Regions from separate parts of the Mus musculus genome. Here region 1 is linked to region 2. Evidence: chromatin contacts called from ENCODE Hi-C or POLR2A ChIA-PET data. All regions are on one chromosome and are shown on one strand. Each heading gives the region's core, a stretch centred on a gene start or an enhancer-like site at or near the end of the contact. The rest is flanking DNA. Distances are from core to core; before and after follow the strand shown.

The links. A loop is a pair of places that touch in the nucleus more often than their neighbours do. ChIA-PET counts read pairs that join two places held with the same protein, here RNA polymerase II (POLR2A).
Region 1: a loop to region 2 is called in a map of heart, with 3 times the contacts of the local background. The contact joins the enhancer-like site here to the promoter of Ppargc1a in region 2. A Hi-C loop is called at or near these places in 7 of 37 maps with a recorded cell type or tissue (adrenal gland, gastrocnemius and heart). POLR2A ChIA-PET finds 5 or more read pairs at or near these places in 1 of 5 experiments (Patski).

What each region holds. Positions count from the first base shown.
Region 1 is chr5:51,587,971-51,594,570 of GRCm38, reverse strand. It overlaps a transcript of Ppargc1a not described here. Among named protein-coding and RNA genes, the nearest start is that of Ppargc1a, 37 kb to the right of the region's middle. Within about 2 kb of position 2,915, at least 1 of the 3 ENCODE cell types and tissues checked has a DNase peak (open chromatin) inside an H3K27ac peak, as active enhancers do; it is heart, where a contact is called at or near this core.
Region 2 is chr5:51,550,095-51,556,760 of GRCm38, reverse strand. It overlaps Ppargc1a (peroxisome proliferative activated receptor, gamma, coactivator 1 alpha), which reads left to right and starts at 2,840. Exons shown (of 13, transcript NM_008904.2): 1 at 2,840-3,026. The coding sequence starts at 2,979.

The DNA of each region.
Region 1 (6,600 bases), core at 1,666-4,165, 38 kb before region 2:
CTTTTCATGGTCTTCTTACACATTTTTTCCATCTGTTCATCTGTCCTCCCGAGGATAGTACTTCAAAGCAGAAGTCATCGAGAGAGACACTCTACGTAAAGCACATTACTTCTTTCTCCAATGAAACTGATGCTGTGGGCTTCATTGTCACCCAGCTAGTGTCAATACCTCGGGGCACATGAATGACTAGTATATATGGCAGTACCCTCTAAGCTGAAAGACTTCATGAAAAGTAAGCTGTTATGTTTACTATTTAGTAGTTAGAGATGTTTAATGCATGCAGTACAAGGAAGGGGAAAGACTCATGCGTGCCAATGAACATAAGCTGCCTGAAACACTGCTCTCAAACCTCACAACACACAGGGGTGCTAGGCTAGCGTCTATAATATTAAATCATGATTCTTTCCATTCTCTCCTTCATTTTCACGTTAGTTTCTCTAGTCTCAGCTCCATGAGCTCTGAGCCAGCCTGCAGCATGGAAGAGATGGCCCGACACACCAAACAGTGGGAAGAGGAATCCCGAGACAGTCCTGAGAGCTAAATAAGCCAGAATACTGCTCCTAACTTAAGCATATGAGACAAGTGTGTCCTGTCAGTCTCATCAAATCCCCCCTTTTAAAACTGGGGTGAAAGCGACAGAGGCAGGGAACTTTCAGGACATCCCTGCAGCCACCATCCCCAGCCACCATTCTTCCTTGTCCTAGCATTCTGTTGTCAATTAGGAAGAGAATGGCTCCCCACTTGACAAAATGTGCACACAGCTTTCAGACATTTTGGCACCAGAATAATTGAGAAGAGAATCTGGGCAGTGGCTCCACTCCATCCCTCGGAGCCTTGCTTGCTTTTGGGGGTTTCCTCATTTTTATCCCTCTAGAGGCACTGCTTGAGGACGGGTCTGCCAACCTGGCCAATACAAGCATCTCTCTTCCCTAAGCTTGTGTCTCATGCTAGCAGCCCAGAGCTCCAGAGAGATCCCAACTCCCAGGCCCCATGTACTGGTGACATTCCAACCCCTGGGTCCTGTGTACTGATGACATTCTCTTCAGAGCCACTTGTTCTGGCTTATGTCAGGGAAACTAGAGATCACACAGCACCTCAGCCTCAGTGGAACATGCTATCGAGAAAACCTCTATATTACTCTTTGCCACTGGAATCCCCCTTTCTTAAGTTCCCCATGATATTCTAGCCTCCCTGACTTATCTCTGGCAACTCTCTTGCCAATGAATACAATATTTATTTCCCATTAAAAAATCATTTTGTCAAAATATTCTTCCTTTTAAAAATTAACTAGTTTCTCTTTTTTCCATCCCTGCACTGCAAACAGAAATTTTCTGCCCTTCATTGCTTTGTCTGTAGTTGCTGTTTTTAATCCCTATATACTTATATGTTGTGCTTTTTCTTCTTTATAAAATCATCTGTCTTTCCTAAAAGATTGTATTAGCAAAATAGGCCCTGAGTTTATTTCTCTTTCTGCTACTTTTTGGCTGTATGGCCCTAGGAACGTTGTTGCCTGTCTCCGGGCTTTTTTATTTTATTTGTTTATTTTTTTAGCCTAGAGGAGTGGTATCACCCCCCTCATAGGAAGGAGAATACACAGGGAAATTCCCATCAAATGATCTGACCTTGGTCCCTGTGGAGATACCCTGTGCTGTCTACTCTCCTGTACTTAGATTTCCTTCGAAATCTTTTGATCTATTGATCACTGCCTCGAGCTCTTATTTATATATTCTGTACAGCATTGTACTGCTTGAGATTTCCATTTGTTGATTGCATGAATAGATCACCTTCTTTTTCTTTCCTTACCTTCTGCCTATGCTATTATAACCGGTCGTTATTGTCTCTCTATTTCCAACACTGGGACTTTGGTCTCCGTGACTTCTTTTAAGACCTCTGACAGTTGTGTTTTGTTTTCCCCATTTTGTGCTAGGACATTGGAGCTCTGCAAGGTGAGGTCACATGCTAATGAGTGGTGCAGCCAGGCTTTGTAACTGGGTATATCTGACAACAAGGATCCTCATTCCTCCCCAGGATCCTCACACCTATCACTTGCTGGCACTTAGCACGCATCGCCTCTTTTTATCTTCTTAACAGCCTTGTAAATTAAGTATTATTTTTCTATTTTACTGCAGAGGATAAAGCTTAGAAAAAGACGTTAGGTAAGTACGCCAGAGGCACACAGCCAATAAATGTTCTCAAATCCAATGTCAGATGACAGCCCTCCACTTCCTTTCTGCTCTCTGCTTTGTGAATGAACCAGTGAGTAAGTTGAACGGGTCACCTTCCTACTCTCCTTCTACTAGTCTTTACTTCTTTGATTCTCTTTAAAAATATGTGAGTCTGCAAATAAAAAAATCTAAAACATGTTGTAGGTTTAAAAAAAAAAACCCCAAACACGTGGTGGTAGGGGGGTGGATACAGAAAAGTCAATATACCAAAGCAGTGTGGAGTAACCTTCCACCCAGAGTGGCTGCTTTCCTCCCTCACCAACCCCCTTTCCTGCCCTTGGCTTGTGTCCTCTTAGCCAAGAGTCACATTCTTTCCCTACCTCTTCCAGCACAAACTCCCTTTGGGGGTCCGAGTTTCCCTGCTGTGGCACTTGGCATAACGTGCTACACACACATTTGCAAAACTAATCAAGTGTGGAAGGGACACAGAGTCCCAGCACTCCAAAGGTGGCAGCCACCACAGCTGCAAGTCCCTCTTTGCTAGCGCCAGAGGTGTGGAAGTGCAGGTGACTCTCCAGAACTCAGCCTCAGTTGTCCTCCCCTGGGATGGTGGAGCAACAGAGGCCATAGCAACGGAAAATGCCACTGAATGCTCCACGCGGTGGCATGTGCTGGCTGCCTCTGGGAGCCTTACGTTCTAAGCCAAAGTTCAGCTGAAGGGCAGTAGCCGTGCCAGCGAGTCATGCGACTCTCATGTTGGTTAGTGTGTCACTTTGAACGTTCTTATGTGATATTATTATGACTAACCCAGTGCTGACAGCATGAGACAGATTACAGGGTCCATGTGACAATTACCAAAGACATCACTGACTGAACTGTACAGTTTACATTAACTCATTACTTCTCAGATTACGATCCCGTAGGAATTTGACCCCTTAAGAGCCTGGTTAGGGGAGAAAGGGGAGAAAAGCAGAAAAGTCCCTTGAATCCTGAAAAATTCCACAGGTTCCCCATTTGGGTGGGCTTTGGGACACAATTTATTTTGTTCAAAAGCTTGTGTGGTATATGTTTTTTTTTTTAACTTTTTTTTTTTCTAAATCAGTGGTGATAGTTGTTCATGTATCAAAATCTTTCTTTTCTTCTGCCTCGTACTGATAAAATGTTGTGCCTTTGTTGGGGTTAAGGTTGGTATTTATGATACTAGAGAACTGAATGGCAGTCCTAGCCAAAGAAATAGCCCTTCAGCCTTGTACCTAAATGTCATAGCTGAGAGGGCGTTACACCCCACCATATGATTGGCATCTTAGATGGTGCAAAAGAAACACAGGAATTGCTGTTATTTATTATTTATATTTTGCCCCCGAGTGCATCTGGGAAAGCACAATGATAGGCAGCCCTGCAAGGACTGTGCCATCAAAAATGGCATTCACAGTCACTCACGGGGCAGAGAAGGATTTTGCTGTGTTTGAAGCCAGGTGCAACAAAATAAATGGTCTTTGAGTCTGAATAGAAAAGAAACTTCAAATCTGGTTTGGAGCCATAAAAGTAAATAAAGCAGGGTGTCTGGATGAAAATTCTGATGTTATCCTTGGAAGCCGTGCAAGGTGCTAACATACAAATAAAGTATGCTAGAATGACAGACAGTGAGGCTGGTAAACTTGTGAAAGGTGTTCCATAGCCATAGTAGGAATGCTTCTTTGATGAGCTTAGGGCCTCTTTAACACTCTGCTATAAAGTGGAACAATACTAATATCTTCCTCATAGGGCTATTAAAAAGATTTAATGAGAAGAGCCTTGTAAAGACTTAGTCTAGGGCAAATGAATGCTCAGTAAAAGGTGTCAGGTGTTAGCCTCCTCATTATTCCAGTTATTGTTATTATCTCTAGGAAAATGATCCATAGAAGAAGGCAGCAAAATGTGAATCCTTGATTGAAATGTTGTCGTTTCTGGGAGGATTCAACCTTGGGACTGTCTCAGCCCTTTTCCATTGACATCAAAGCCATTCTAAGCATTGGCCCTTCCACACACTGATTTCCACACACAGGTATTTCCTGTCTACAAATAGCTGGTACTGAACCTGTTGTTGGCATCTAGCTATGTTCACATGCAGCCCCAGCAGGGCAGCATCACTTCCAGCAAGGACTGCATGGGAGTCTAGGATAGCTTTGAGTCAGCAGCTTTGAGAGTCATCCCTGTTGTCCCGGGAAACTCAGCTCTGGCTCCGAAATCGCACATGAAGTTCTATCACAAAGACTTGTGGTTAACTCAGCCTGCATCCTTAGATGTTGGGTTAACACTCGTGCACTATGATGTGAGCACAATCCAAGGATTTCATGTTTTCATCTTGAAGAACGTATCCAAGCCTTCTTCCTACCTTGCACAGCACCTGGTCTCATGCTGTGGGCACCATACCATAGCATCATTTTATGCAGGGGTGCTCTGTGCATTTCCCTGTTTGACACAACACTTAAATCCAATTTTTGTGTTGTCTTAAGTCATATGTTTAGGAAGACTAGCTGAGGGCACAGAATAATTTTCCTGCCTCAATTTCTCTGCCGGAAATAGCATTTCCCCTCTATGGAAATTCTATTAAATATACCCAAGAAGAATAATCCATATATCCTAAACCAGATAAATCAGATTGGGGTTACTGTTCAGCTGTGGCTCACCATTATTGCAGAACCACTTGTCAAATACCCAACACTAGATGGTAAATAGCTGCTTGGGAGGCTATCTGAATCTGCTCATAATGTCACAGTACCACCTAATCTTGGAACATCTTTGGTTGTTTCAATGTCCAGGAACTAAAGAATTCATTATTGCCGTCGCATAGTTGCTAGGCATGTTTTGATTGGTTGTCTGTTTCCATACTGCTGATTATTCTTACAAATGTTTTAGTAGAGAGAATGGAAGTCTGTTCCATGAGTTGAAAGTAAAGCTTTATAATGTGCTTTTCAATTGAGAGAAGTGTGGTACAATTGAAAGACTTGGGTTGGGTTAAGATTCCATAAGGCTTGGTTTATGTGGTCTTGGATATGTTATTCTCAATGCTTTAGTTTGTATAGATGAGGGGTGGGTATAGTAATGCCCAGACCTCACACTAGCAGAGGCTGATGTGACAATAAATTAATTCGGACATATAAAACAATGAGGACAGAGTTTTAATATGACAGGCTCAGGGAGGACTGACAATGTATATTATTAGAACATTGGGTTAAATTCAAGCTCAAATTAGATTGGTTTCAAGAAAAGGTGAAACAGATCCAATTACCCTCTTCCCTTACTGCAAAACAAAACAAAGTAGAAAGAAGAAACAAAGGAGCCATGGGCATTTTCTTTTTAAGCATGTCTATAGGAGGATTTTACTTTAAGGAGATATCATAGACTTTAAGATAACTATATGTAAGATGTATGTGTACTATAAGACATAGCCTGGACTGAATAACTACTATCTATTATGTGTATTGAAGGTGTTCAAATGAATAGAGAACCCCTGCTTTTGATGAGTCTGGGTATGGGGAGACAGAGATATTAGGCAGTAGTGGACTGAAGCATTAGACACCCAAAGGGCTCTGAGTCAGGAGGGATCTTATTCTCCAGGAGTCAGTGAGGCTTCCTGAAAGAAATTTGTCTGGGTGATTCCTCTAGGAAGAAGAGTGATAGATAAGGAGAGATGGCCCAGAAAGGATTTCTGAGAAGCTTGAGTGAAAGCCAGGAAAAGAGATCTAGATGTTGGGCCCTAGTTAGAAATTTGGAAGCACAGAGTGGAAGGAGTTCTGACTGGAAAAAATATAGGTGGGGCCAGCTCAAATAAGACCCCATGACCAGGGTTAGGAGGTCTTTAGGTTAATATGGAGGCATGGAAGTAATGTATGCCAAGGTGTTGTGAGGCCAGAGTTGTGATTGGGGGACCTCACTTAGCCTAAATAAAATCAGTAATAATGGAATGGTGAGGAAGGCAAAGATTTCAGAATGCTGGGTTAGCAGCAGTGACATTCTTGTTTAGGGTATATAGTGTTCTTTTCAACTGATAGAGACAGCTTGGATGGGGAAGCAGATGATGATGGGGAGGAAATTAAAGTCCATTATAGTGTATTTTATGGCCCTGGATCTTGAGGATGTTGGCGGTTTGGTCAGCAGGCAGCTAGCTCCAAGGCTATGATGGGTGTGGTTTGCAGTAGAGCTGTAGATGTTGCAGCTAACAGTGCGCAGATACAGGGAAAGCCCCGAGTAGCAGTGCGTCTTCAAGGAAGACTGAGCAGCACAGCAAAGTGGGGGAAAGTATTACATTTCAGGGAACACTGGCAATCAAGGGGCAAGACACTAATAAGTAAGAGAGGCTGGAAAGGCAAACGGAAACACACCACAATGAAAATCAAACTCTAGCAGGTCAGGGGGAGACACAAGCATGCTCAATGACACTGGTCCCTTCTGC
Region 2 (6,666 bases), core at 1,591-4,090:
ACACACACAGAGAGAGAGAGAGAGAGAGAGAGAGAGAGAGAGAGAGAGAGAGAGCAACAGGAGTCAAGACAGAGAGAAAATTAAATATAGAAACTGCCTGGGGAGACAGAAAAATCCAAGGTTGGTGAGCAACTAACAATTTAAATTCTCTTGAGAAGAGCAAAAAGCTGGACAGAAGAGGACTTTTAATTTGAAGAGTTAATTAAGCAAATGATAAGACTTCTAAAATATCCTTCTTGTTAGAGTTGTAATTTTGAGGCCCAAGAAACAAGTAGAAGGTATTCTCATTCACTCTACAAATCAGTTTAAAATGGACTTCTATAGCAGCAGAAACACAAGGGGAAGAGGGCAGCGTGTCTGTGTTCATCAGCCCTGTGCTCTCTCTAGCTTCACATACCCCTTTTTATGAAGGTAGAGGACAGAGTGGCTGTTTTAAGCAGATCATTAGCTTCATGGATGTGCTGGGTTAGTTTCTTTTCTTTTCTTTTCTTTTCTTTTTTTAAAGTAGAATTAGGTGGCAAAAAAAGAAAGAAAGAAAGAAAGAAAGAAAGAAATTATCTTTTCAAAGCAAAGAAAAAGAAAATCCTGCCACAATTCAGTGTGAGCAAGTTAAGATATCAAAACAATAATGCAGAGTTATCTAGTGCAAGCAACCATCTGTAAGAAGAGGTGTGCATGAGGTTTGAAAAAGTATGGTGGATGCCTAATGGATGACAAAGAGAAACCAAAGTATCAGTTACCATCAGGATGCCAGGATTGCTTGATAATGATGAATAAACATCGACTCTTTATAGCTAAGTGGCCAGCATTATTTCACAGTTGACTGTGTGGAAAGTAGAGCCCATGACCTTTGTCCTGAATTTTAATAGTTTACTGAAGTTTTACATTAAGTAAAAATCTAATTGGCAAGAAAAATTAGTGTTTCTTTGTGGGAGTACAGAGTAAGGCTACTAATTGCATGTAGAAAATGATCCCAGGGTTGTCTCTCTCTCTCTCTGAATTAGAAAATTAAATGAATAATACCTTTCTGATGTTTGGAAGAGGACAGTTGTAGCAGTGAAGTATATTCACCTAATTTAGAATGTCAAAGCTGTTGGCCATCTTGTTCTGTTCACTTATTGACAAACTGTCGATTTCATTACCATATTCCCTGTCTACTAGTTGTGGACATCCAAGCAAACAGACCCCTTATACGGGGTCTGAAGCAAACAGCAAGCTTGTGGGCTTTGTGTGTGTGTGTGTGTGTGTGTGTGTGTGTGTGTGTGTGTGTGTGTGTGCACGCTCGCTGCATTTCTTTCTTTCACTTTACTGTATTAGTAACTGACTATATAAAGTCAGACTGAGAGAAGTCACCAATGTTTTCCTTCTAAGGGGAGAGAAAATAAAGAGCACATTAAATTAACCTCAGTGGAATAGGAGTTTAAATGAATGGTGCTTTATAAATTATATTTAGATGCATAGGGACTTTTTTCTTCTTCTAAATTACTGTCAAGTAAAGGAAATGAGCTGGTTTTTGAGTCTGTGGGGTTTGAGGTATTGTGAAAATATGTTTTCAAAGGTCCCCTGTGCATTTCTCACTGGGCCTGGAAGGGTTAAGTCTGAGCACCCAAGTGTTATGGAAAGTGCTGAGAGTTGGTTATGTCCTCTGTCTGTAATGTCACAGGAAAAACAGTGGCACCTGCATTACCCCTCATTGACTCAGGAACGACAAAAAAGTATTAGTAAGCAAAGCTCAAGAAATGAGTATCTCTGCTGATACCATTTCAGTGTTTTTCCTTCATTCCCTGGACATTCTTGATTTCAAAAACAAACTGTACAGCCCAAGGCACTAGGGTTGGAGTCCAATGTTTATTCAAAAAGGCACCCTGAAGCCATGAGGAAGACTGTGCTACATATGAGAAAAGAAATAAGGGGTGGGGGCAGGTGAGTAGCTAAGCTGTTTCAGGGATGGCAGCAGCAATTGTATTTTCTAGCATTTGTTTTCTGGGAGCCTATGAGATCCACGGAAAGAATCATGAGGGGGAACCCAAGAGTCTAGGGTGTTGTGGCTTGCTTGCTTTACAAGGAGCAAGGCAAACTGCAGTAACAGTTTAGGAGACTGCATTCTCTACTGCCAAGGAGACAGCTGATTTGGGGTAGAGAAATTTGTTTAGACCTAAACAAATGTGGCGGTTTTGTTGACTAAACATGGAAAGAAAGAAAGAAAGAAAGAAAGAAAGAAAGAAAGAAAGAAAGAAAGAAAGAAACAAAGAAAGAAAGAAAGAAAGGAAGGAAGGAAGGAAGAAAGGAAGAAAGGAAGGAAGGAAGGAAGGAAAGAAAGGAGAGAGAGAAAGAAAATCGGGGGTGTTGCCTTCAAACACTCCTCTAATAGGGAGGGAAAAAAAAGAATCTCATGAAAATGTATCACATGAGGAGCGCTTGCTTCAGTTCCAAGCTGAGTCTGGGGCTACTTGGAAACCATTTCTTAAAGCACACACATTTTAGGCAAGGGTGTAGTTACTGTGTCAGTAACAGGGGATCTTTGCTATTTGCCTGTTTTGGATGGAAAATAAATTTAAAAAAAAAAGATTGCAGGAGATTTGAGTTATTATGTGAGCAGGGCTCCGGTTTAGAGTTGGTGGCATTCAAAGCTGGCTTCAGTCACAGTGTGATGCTTGAAGCCTCCCAAAGGCCAAGTGTTTCCTTTTCTTTCTTCTATTTTTTTTTTCCTCTCTCTCTAAGCGTTACTTCACTGAGGCAGAGGGCTGCCTTGGAGTGACGTCAGGAGTTTGTGCAGCAAGCTTGCACAGGAGAAGGGAGGCTGGGTGAGTGACAGCCCAGCCTACTTTTTAATAGCTTTGTCATGTGACTGGGGACTGTAGTAAGACAGGTGCCTTCAGTTCACTCTCAGTAAGGGGCTGGTTGCCTGCATGAGTGTGTGCTGTGTGTCAGAGTGGATTGGAGTTGAAAAAGCTTGACTGGCGTCATTCGGGAGCTGGATGGCTTGGGACATGTGCAGCCAAGACTCTGTATGGAGTGACATAGAGGTGAGCTGGGGCTGAGTATTGCAGGACCGGAGCTTCTCTCAGATGCAATGATTCCTGGAGGGGGGGGGGGATGGGCTAGGGGAGAGGAGGGGACATAGAAAGTGGCTCAGCGGGAGCTTTTGGAGGGGGAAATCTCCATCTTATCTTAACTCCAATAAGTTTGCTATTTTAAGGTGGCTCGGAGATGCCTTGAGCAAATCAAAGCTTAGCTGCTGTCATCAGTATCTGTAGCAGTTAGAAACTCTTTCCATGTGCCTTTGGCTCTGTTTCTACTCATATGCAATATTTATGCTCTAAGATATTGATATGAATCAGGAGCTGAAGTCTTTCCAGTGTTCAGTGGCCTGCTTGGAAAAATGCCATTTCTATTTATAAGAAAATGAAGATAAACATTAAAATGAATTGTGTTAAAAAGAGAGTCCGTTTTGACTCTCGTCAGGATTTATCTTTTCCGCCCTCCTCTCTCTGTTCATTAAACAGAGAATTTACAAGACCCTAAATATTCCTGCTGGGTCTGAGTTAGGTTGCTTTTCCCACAGAACACAAAACGACAGTGCTGTTTCCTTTAAAACACTTGTGTGCGGCTGAAAGGGTTGGCTAGCGAGTTAAAAAAAAAAAAAAAAATCCCAGCCTTAAGAGACCAAAGCTTTCTGTTTGCTTCTGTGGCGAGAAACCGAACGGTTAAATCTCTCTACCACGGAGAGCTGCCTGAAGCCGGGAGAGAATGGAGTTTATGCAGACCGTGTGTGGAGCAGCTCACTGCTTGTGTAAAAATAGACCGCAATACATCAATTCCACAGTCTCTGCTGGCTACAATTCATACAGGGGAGGAAAAAACACAAGCAGTTTCCCCGTAATCTCTGGAGTCTAGCTGGGGCCAGAGGACTTCAGCGTGTTTGCATTCAGTACAATGGAATGTTCTCGGGGAAAGTTTGAGCAAGTTGGAAAACAAGTGAAACTTTTGTGGACTCTGGTGAGATGGACCCGAATTGAATTGCGCGGAGGATCGGAGCTGCTAACTAACAATGGTGCTTCCTCCCGGTAGCGGGGGCACGTAGGGTAAGGGGGAGGGTCAAGTGCCACACGTGATTTGATTAAATAAGATGTCCGTGTGGTGCAGTGATACACATCTAAAGTGAAAATGATTTGGCGAGGCCGCCTGCGAATGCATTTTTCCTATCTAGCCAGGCGTGCCCTGGGTCCTTAACTCTTTGCTGGGTCTGCAGATGTTGGCTCCGTTTGCTTTCCCTAGGCTTTGGCAGATCGGATTTGCAGGTTATAATTATTGTTATCTTGTGATTTCTTGGCAAGGCAGAATAGATATAGATAATTCATGTGTCCCTTGGCTATTGAAGTCAGAGTTCTAAGTGGATTCAAAGTCCTAATTGTTGGAGTAGCCAGCGTAACCCGTGGGTGGTTGTCTGGCTGGCACCATAGCTCTCTTCGAATCACTTTCATTTTTACCTCTTGGATCGTTCCGAAACTGCTCAGAGACTGAAGAGCTGTGATCTAAAGGAGATGAGGAAGATTTGCCTTAGTCAGAATTCCTGTGATTGTTTGCAAATAAACGCCATAGCCATTTATAACCATGGCTTTAAGTTTGTTCTTTCTTTGTTTTTCTTAAGGAGTTGGGGATAGGGGCTCAGCGTCCAGCCTTAGATTGAGTCTCAGTTAGTGCGGCATAGTAGACAGCCAGCTGCTAGAAACCCGTGCCTTCGAGCCTGTGGCTCTGGGAATCATTCCTGCCTGTCGAAATATTACAAGCAGCAGGTAGTGTGGGCAGCTTCCATTTTTTTGAATCATTAATGCTTGCTGTCATCTTCAAACCTATTATGTCCTTTCACACATAATGACAGGACAGTGTATTGGTTAATAAAAACCCAAACCACCAGAGCTACTCAGAGTCTCCTGGTATTTCACAGCTTAATGGAGGGGATGTACAATAAGGTTACTAAGATTGATAGAGACAGATCACCTGACACTCTTCACGAAGACTGTCATTCTTACCTGCCTCCATACCTCCCAGTTCAACTACTGTTTTTATCACAAGTTAAGTTTCTGTTTTTTATTAATTTAATTAAGGCTGCCAAGTCCACTGACTCTCTCTTCTCTCTCTCTTTAAAATTTACCATCAATGGCACCAAAATCTCTGAAAGGTTAATGGAGAATTATACTTAATTATAATGAATCATTATCATCCATGCAGTTAAGCTAATTTATTGTCTGCTTCTTAACTAAGGGAAAAGACTGTCTGTTGGGGTGAAATAACATACAATAATTAGCCTTTTGTGTTTAGAGATTGTGTTGGCCTCTTAAACCTTATTGTAAAAAACGAAGGCTACAGTTGTGAAATTGCTTTCAGAGTTGCAAAGTGGCTGTAGGGTATCTGTGTAATTGAGGCAGGACACACCTGTTACAGATGCACAGGGCAGCCATCAATATCAGCATGTCAGACAAGGACAGGTACTCGGCTCAGTCTGATAGGTCTGGCGTTGTCCAAGTCCAAATATGAATTAATCACAGAAGAAATTGCTTCTACGAATGTGTTTTTGATAAGTAGGATCATGCCACAGTCAGAAGCACTGATTTGATCAGAATGTCAACACTGGCAAGCATAAACACTATTTTGAGCATAGTGCAAGAGTAAGCATGAATACACACACATACACACACACACACACACGATTGGGAGAGGGTGGGTGAGGGAGGGAAAGCAAAATAGAGAATGCTAAAACAAATTAACTTTATGTGTTCAGTGGTTGTCAGAAGTTATACTCAAATACATATTTTTTTTTCCTTGAAGGTTAAAGGTTCTTTAAACTAGTCTCCCTTAGAGAGAGTGGTTAAAGAAAAATGGCAGAAAACTATCACCCAGAAAGCCATGCCTTCCGAGCTCTAGAAGTACCAGAGGCACACTGGGCTGGCTTCTGCTTTAGCTTTCCTTTGGATGCTCATTTTGGTTGTGGTTCTTCACTTTGTTTTTAAAGGAATCCTCCACCCATGACATCCTGTGTGTTGTTTGTTGACAAAGTTCTCCCCTCATCTCTGTGCTGACAGTTGAGGAAGAGTTAATAAAAAGGGGTTGTGCTCTGGGGATGTGTAGTGTGGATAAAAATGGAGCCTTGGGATTGTTACACCCATAACAAAACACTAACTCTATCTGGACAAGATCTACTCTTTATAGTCAGACTTCCACTTACAAACCTAGCTAGGTTTTCTGATCTCTAATTTTGGGCTCACTCAGATGTTACAAAGAAAATCCCAACGGGAAGAGAATGAATGCAGCTCTCTCTTGGTGTGGTTATGTGCCTGCCTTTGGGGATCCTCTGGGGCCTGGTGGTCTAGTGGGCAAAGCGCCATGATATGCAGACTCTCTTCCCTGTCTCCTTTCCCTGTGCCTCCTCCTCAGAGTGTAGCTTCAGATCACACTGCTGCATTCGGACTGTGTAATACAGTCTGCCAGGGATGACAGGGGAGCTCCAGAAATAAACTCTGCATAAAACTTATTTTATTCAAAATCTAAATGTCAGGGAAGTTTATCAGCTTTATGTCTTGCTGCTGCCTGCACAGGAACCACTATACCTTTTTGCAGACCTGGGGAAGCAGAGGCAGGAGGGCCTTGCTTCTCTCTGTGTGGGAC